2 separate regions of the Homo sapiens genome follow, and region 1 is linked to region 2. The links are chromatin loops, found by intact Hi-C in ENCODE. Cell type or tissue: PC-9. All regions are shown on one strand. Each heading gives the region's core, and the rest is flanking DNA. Links, peaks and the distances in the headings are about the cores only. Region 1 has its middle 16 kb from the start of ABHD17C. Region 2 has its middle 19 kb from the start of MESD.

Region 1 (2,913 bases), core at 109-2,608, 290 kb after region 2:
CGTACTTGCTTCCCCTTCGCCCTTCTGCCATGATTGTAAGTTTCCTGAGGCCATCCCAGCCATGACTTCTATACAGCCTGCAGAACTGTGAGTCAATTAAGCCTCTTTTCTTTATAAATTTCCAAGTCTCCAGTAGTTCTTTATAGCAGTGTGAGAGCAGACTAATACACTTGGTCATACTCTAGATCAGAAATCCCAGTCTCTGATGGAGGGACTAAGTAATTCCATTGTGTGGACCAGTTTGAAAAGGACTGCCATAACCCTTGCAGGTTGCTCCCTTGAAGATCACTAAAAGCAAAGTTTAATGTTATCATTATTATTATTATTTTTTGACACAAGGTCTTGCTCTGTTGCCCAGGCTGCAGTACAGTGGCACAATCATAGCTCACTGCAGCCTCAACCTCTCCTGGGTGCAAGTCATCCTCCCATCTCAGCCTCCCCACTAGCTGGAACTACGGGTATGCACCACTAAACATGGCTAATTTTTAAAAATTGTTTTGTAGAGATGGAGGTCTCACCATGTTGCCCAGGCTGGTCTCAAACTCCTGGGCTCAATAGATCCTCCTGCCTTGGCCTCTCAAAATTTGGGGATTATAGGTATGAGCCACTGCACCCCGTTATGTTCTTATTTTTTTTATCATGCTCCATTTTCCCAAAGCATTGGAAATAGTTGGCTACCAACTAGGTATACACTCTTAGCATTCAAAGCCTTCTGTGGAATTGCTTCTAATAAAATTGGAACCTTGCACTGTTTACATAAGTAGGTGTTTTGGGACATTATAAACAAAGTGGGGCAGGGCCAGGAATCCAGAAATGATACGTATTCTTTGCCCTGGGATAGGCACCAGGCAGGTGGTGGACCCAGCTTCTGACAACAGAAAATTATCCTGCTAGACAGGCAGAACTTCCTGTTCACTCAGCAATCCATGTCTGTGCTGAGCCAGTACAGTGACACGTTAACTGAGGCAAATAGGAAATGCTATGGGGCATCAAGGAAGTAGTTACTCTCCACCCCTGGGAAAGTAGTCAGTCAGAAAAGGCTTCAAGAAGGTGACTTTTGAGCAGATGAAAGTGTCCAGAGTGTGTACCAACAAGCAATGTAAGTGGCAACCCAGGAATCTTGGTCAGAATCAGGAAGGAGAGAATTCACATTTATGGAGCCCTACCTCTGTGCCAGGCAGTAGTAAACATGTCAGAAGTGTTTGAATGGGAGCAGCTCCATCTTGAACAGGGACTGAGTAAAATGAGGCTGAAACTTGCTGGGCTGCATTCCCAGGAGGTTAAGCATCCTTTGTCACAGGATGGGATAGGAGTTCGGCAGGACCGGTATCACAAGCTTCAGGTCACAAAGACCTGGCTGATAAAACAGGATGTGGTGAAGAAGCAAGCCAACACCCTCCAAAACCAAGATGGCAGTGAAAGTGACTTTGGTCATCCTCACTGCTCATTAAATGCTAATTATAACGCATTAGCATGCCAAAAGACACTCCCACCAGCTCATGACAGTTTACAAATGCCATGGCAATGTCTGGAAGTTACCCTATAGAGTCTAAAAGGGGGAGAAACCCTCAGTTCCGGGAACTCCCCACCTCTTTCTGGAATGAATAATCCACCCCCTCACACAGCATATAATCAATAAAAAACCATAAGTATGCTCCGTCAAGCAGCCCATGCTGCCATTCTGCCTATGTGATAGCCACTCTTTTATTCCTTTGCTTTCTTTCTTTTTCTTTTTTTTTTTTTTTTTGAGACGGAGTTTCGCTCTTGTTGCCCAGGCTGGAGTGCAATGGCGCAATCTGGCTCACCTGTGACCTCCGCCTCCTGGGTTCAAGTGATCGTCCTGCCTCAGCCTTCCAAGTAGCTGAGATTACAGGCATGCACCACCATGACCGGCTAATTTTTTTTTTTTTTTTTTTTTTTAGCAGAGACGAGGTTTCTCCATGTTGGTCAGGCTGGTCTTGAACTCCCGACCTCAGGCGATCCGCCCGCCTTGGCCTCCCAAAGTGCTGGGATTACAGGCGTGAGCCACCGTGCCTGGCCTCCTTTGCTTTCTTAATAAACTTGTTTTCACTTTACTCTGTCAGCTCACTCTTGAATTCTTTCCTACACAAAACCAAGAACCCACATGGGCTCCCAGGCTGAACCGCAGTTTTGGGGTTCGCCCTGTGACAAACAGGGCACTGTGAAAGGCTGTGCCCCAGAAAGCAGACTCTCTGAGCTAGAGATCAACATGCAGGAAGTTTATCAGGGAGTGACCTTGGCATCAACATCTGTTGATGGGAAAGGGAAAAAAGGAAAGCAGGATTGGGCAGAAGGGAAGTTGGGCTGTAATGCGGTCTCACTGAATATCTTAGCTGCCAGCACAGGGAACATTGAAGATCAGAGAGAACACTGAACAACTTTTTCATGTCACATATCACACAGCTTACACATCTCAGAGCAGAAATTTGAGTCTGGTTCTGATTCCAAAGTTCGTATTCTCTCTAGGATGTGCATTCTCAGTGGCAGATATGGGGGCAGGGAGTAATATTGTCTTCAAGGGTATAAAACTGGTTCTTCTTTTTCTTTGAGACAGGATCTCACTTTGTCACCCAGGCTGGAGTGCAGTGGTGCAACCTCAGCTCACTGCAGCCTCGACTTTCCTGCATTCAGACAATCCTCCCACCTCAGCCTCCCAAGTAGCTGGGACTATGGGCATGTGCCACCACACCCCACTAAGTTTTAAAACATTTCTTATAGAGATGGAGGTCTCGCTATGTTGCTTGGGCTGGTCTGGAACTCCTGGCCTCAAGCGATCCTCTCGCCTTGGCCTCCCAAAATGTTGGGATTACAGGCATGAGCCGCCACGCCTGGCAGAAAACTGTTTTTTGGCAGGGACAAAATGATCTTAGATATTACAGGGTTTGCGACCTT
Region 2 (2,913 bases), core at 248-2,747:
CTCAGGTCCTACTTTTTCCTGTGTCCCTGATTATTGTTTAGTCCCAGCTACTCAGGAGGTTGAGGCGGGAGGATCTCTTGAACCTGAGAGATAGAGGCTGCAGTGAGCTGTGATTGTGTCACTGTACTCCAGCCTGGGGGACAGAGTGAGACCCTGGCTGGAAAAAAAAAATTGTTTTAAGACTTTATTGCTCCTATTGGAATAAGGGAAGAAGTTGAACTCAACTCTGAATACAGTGAAGACAATTGGGGATTTACAGCAGAGGAGCAGAGTGAGGGGATCAGTGGGTGGAGAATTACTAAGAGGAACTTGATTAGATATCAGGGGCAGGGGGATTCTTATTAACTGACTTAGGATTGTTGCTAACGCTGGGCTCAGCAGTCCAAGGTCAAGGCCTAGCTGAGAAGATGGCTCAGAGGAGCCCAACTAAAGTTTCTAAGGAGGGGTCTTTGTCATTTCTAGGGCTTTGCATGTGAATGCTCTTGACTGAAAATAGAAATTAACCCTTGACTGTGCAATCTGATGGCCATTGTTTTCCTATGCTAGGCTGTCAGGTACCTCGTTGACCAGGTAGGGTGAGGCCAGGGCTTGGAGCTGAAAGCCATTTACAGCAGGCAAAGATCAAGCTCTTCCACAAAGACTTGCAGTAGGAATCCTCTGGGGTAGCAGTTGACAAATATTCTCTTCTTGACCAGCCTCCAGTGAGGCTCCTTGAAGCCCTTGAAGCATTGACTTTCAGTGTCTGCTCTTGTGGGGCTTGAGTTGCCCATTTTAGCAAGAATCCTGTTAATCAATTTATTGAGAACTTCTTACCCTTGATATCTAATCACTCAATATCTGATCAAATTCTCCATCCTCCACCCCGCCCCCAGGTGATATCTGATCACCCAGGCCTACCTTCAGCATAATCCTGTTAGGTCTGTTTAACCAGAATCCGTGCTACCCCTGACATTTCCTCTTAGTCATTTTCCATCTACTGCCCCCATCCTGCTCCTTGGCTGGGGTAAAAACCTGTTTGTGCATGCTGTATTCAGAATTGAGCCCACTTCTGTACTGAGGTCTCTTTCCCCTTATTGCAGTACTTTCTGATTTAAATCTGTTCTTACTGCCGTAACTACCATCAGACACTGATTTTGTTTGACTAGGTCTGAGCGGGAAAGTTCCGAAGAATAGGAGTGGCTGAGTTAGCTACGGAGTTCATTTGGGGCCGGGAAGCAGAGAGGAAGACAACGATAATTATGATGAAGAACACGTTTTTGATGTCAGAAAGTACAACACTTCCCATTATGCACTGCATGTGAGCCTCACACCTGCCCTGCAGTGGAGGAGTAGATAGTTTACAGGTGAGTGAGCCCAGAGGGAAGGGGATTTGCCAGTGATCACGAGGCCAGCGAGTGCCTTTACTACTTCGTAAGACCCCTATTAAGTGAAGTAGAATTGTTCATTCTCTCCACCATATAACCAAAGCACAGCTTGGGAAAGTGATTTGACTAGAACCTTTTTCGGAAGCTGTCTGCAGTGGTTATCATCTCCTAAAGGAAAGTCAATTTAAAAATTAAAGGATGTACCCACTAGGGGGCAGCAGAGACCAGCTGTGCCTCACGGCTTCCCCACCATGTGTCTCTAATTTGCCACTGATCCTTCGGTGAGAATTCTTCAGCTATTATTTTAATTAACAGACTGCTCAGTCTGTGCTTGCAAAATATCTGTGAAAATCTGCATACACCTCTCTCTCTGAATTCTCTTGGAAATCCAAGGGATTATCTTATCCATGTGTACTGTTCTAGTAATATTAATTTACTTCATCCTCATAGCAAGCAGCCCTATGCAGTAAATACTGTCATCCCCATTTTGCACACAAGGAAACTGAGGCACATAGCCATTCAGTATTTTCCCCAAGGTCACGCTGCAAGGCAGTGACAAAGCCAGGATTTTTTGTTGTTGTTTTTTAAGACAGAGCCTTGCTCTGTCGCCCAGACTGGAGTGCAGTGGCGCCATCTCGGCTCACTGCAACTTCCGCCTCCCGGATTCAAGTGATTCTCCTGCCTCAGACTCCTGAGTAGCTGGGATTACAGGCACCCGCCACCACACCTGGCTAATTTTTGTGTTTTTAGTGGAGACGGGGTTTCACTATATTGGCCAGGGTGGTCTCGAGCTCCTGACCTCAACTGATCCGCCTGCCTCGACCTCCCAAAGCGCTAGGGTTACAGGCGTGAGCCACCATGCCCAGCCTCAAACCCAGGATTTAAACTCAGGCAGGCAGACTCCAAAACTGACACCAGCCACTGTAATCTGCTTGGGAGAGGGGCTGCTCCCCTTCTCTGGACCTCTTCTCAGACCCATGTGCCAAGTGTTGATACAAGCACTCCCCATGTAAGTGCTGAACACCAATAAGTTTCGGGAAGTGTGCAGGCAGTGGAGATAAAGATAGCAAGGCAGGCAAGGTCCCTGCCTTCTTGGTATTTACAGGTTGAATATTAAAAGACACACAATGTCTTTCAGCATGGAGTGTGCCTACTGTGTGCAAGCTCTGGACATCCTTACCTAACTGTGACATGCTACCCACTGTGTGCAGGTCTTTACATACTTTATTTCATTTACTCTCATTTTATTTTCAGTTAGGGTCTCACTCTGTTGCTCACGCTGGAGTGCACTGGCACGATGGCAGCTCACTGCAGCCTCGACCTCCAGGCTCAAGTGGTCCTCCCACCTCAATCTCCTGGGTAGCTGGGACCACAGGTGTGCACCATCACACCCAGCTAATTTTTTAATATTTTTTGTAGAGACAGGGTCTCCCTATGTTGCCCTGGCTGGTCTTGAACTCCTGGGTTCAAGCAATCCTCCCACCTTGACCTCCCAAAGTGTTGGGATTACAGGTGTGAACCACTGTGCCCGACCTCATTTACCCTTCAC

What was found. Hi-C counts contacts between places; a loop is a spot of excess contacts. Peaks named below come from ENCODE experiments on the same cell type or tissue, not always from the same donor. Only the 100,000 strongest peaks of a DNase experiment are listed, where the experiment ranks them.
Region 1: it touches region 2 in a loop (4-fold over the local background); 6 of 110 quality-filtered maps call a loop at or near these places.

Annotation. Positions count from the first base shown.
Region 1 is chr15:80,678,015-80,680,927 of GRCh38, reverse strand. No RefSeq gene overlaps it. Among named protein-coding and RNA genes, the nearest start is that of ABHD17C, 16 kb to the left of the region's middle. In PC-9, for the core only: no CTCF peak of the experiment used is centred there; DNase peaks (open chromatin) are centred at 927 and 1,277; H3K4me3 peaks cover 1,126 bases; H3K27ac peaks cover 2,500 bases.
Region 2 is chr15:80,968,892-80,971,804 of GRCh38, reverse strand. It overlaps a transcript of MESD not described here. Among named protein-coding and RNA genes, the nearest start is that of MESD, 19 kb to the left of the region's middle. In PC-9, for the core only: CTCF peaks have their summits at 1,357 and 1,558 (motif pointing right); DNase peaks (open chromatin) are centred at 954 and 1,584; H3K27ac peaks cover 402 bases.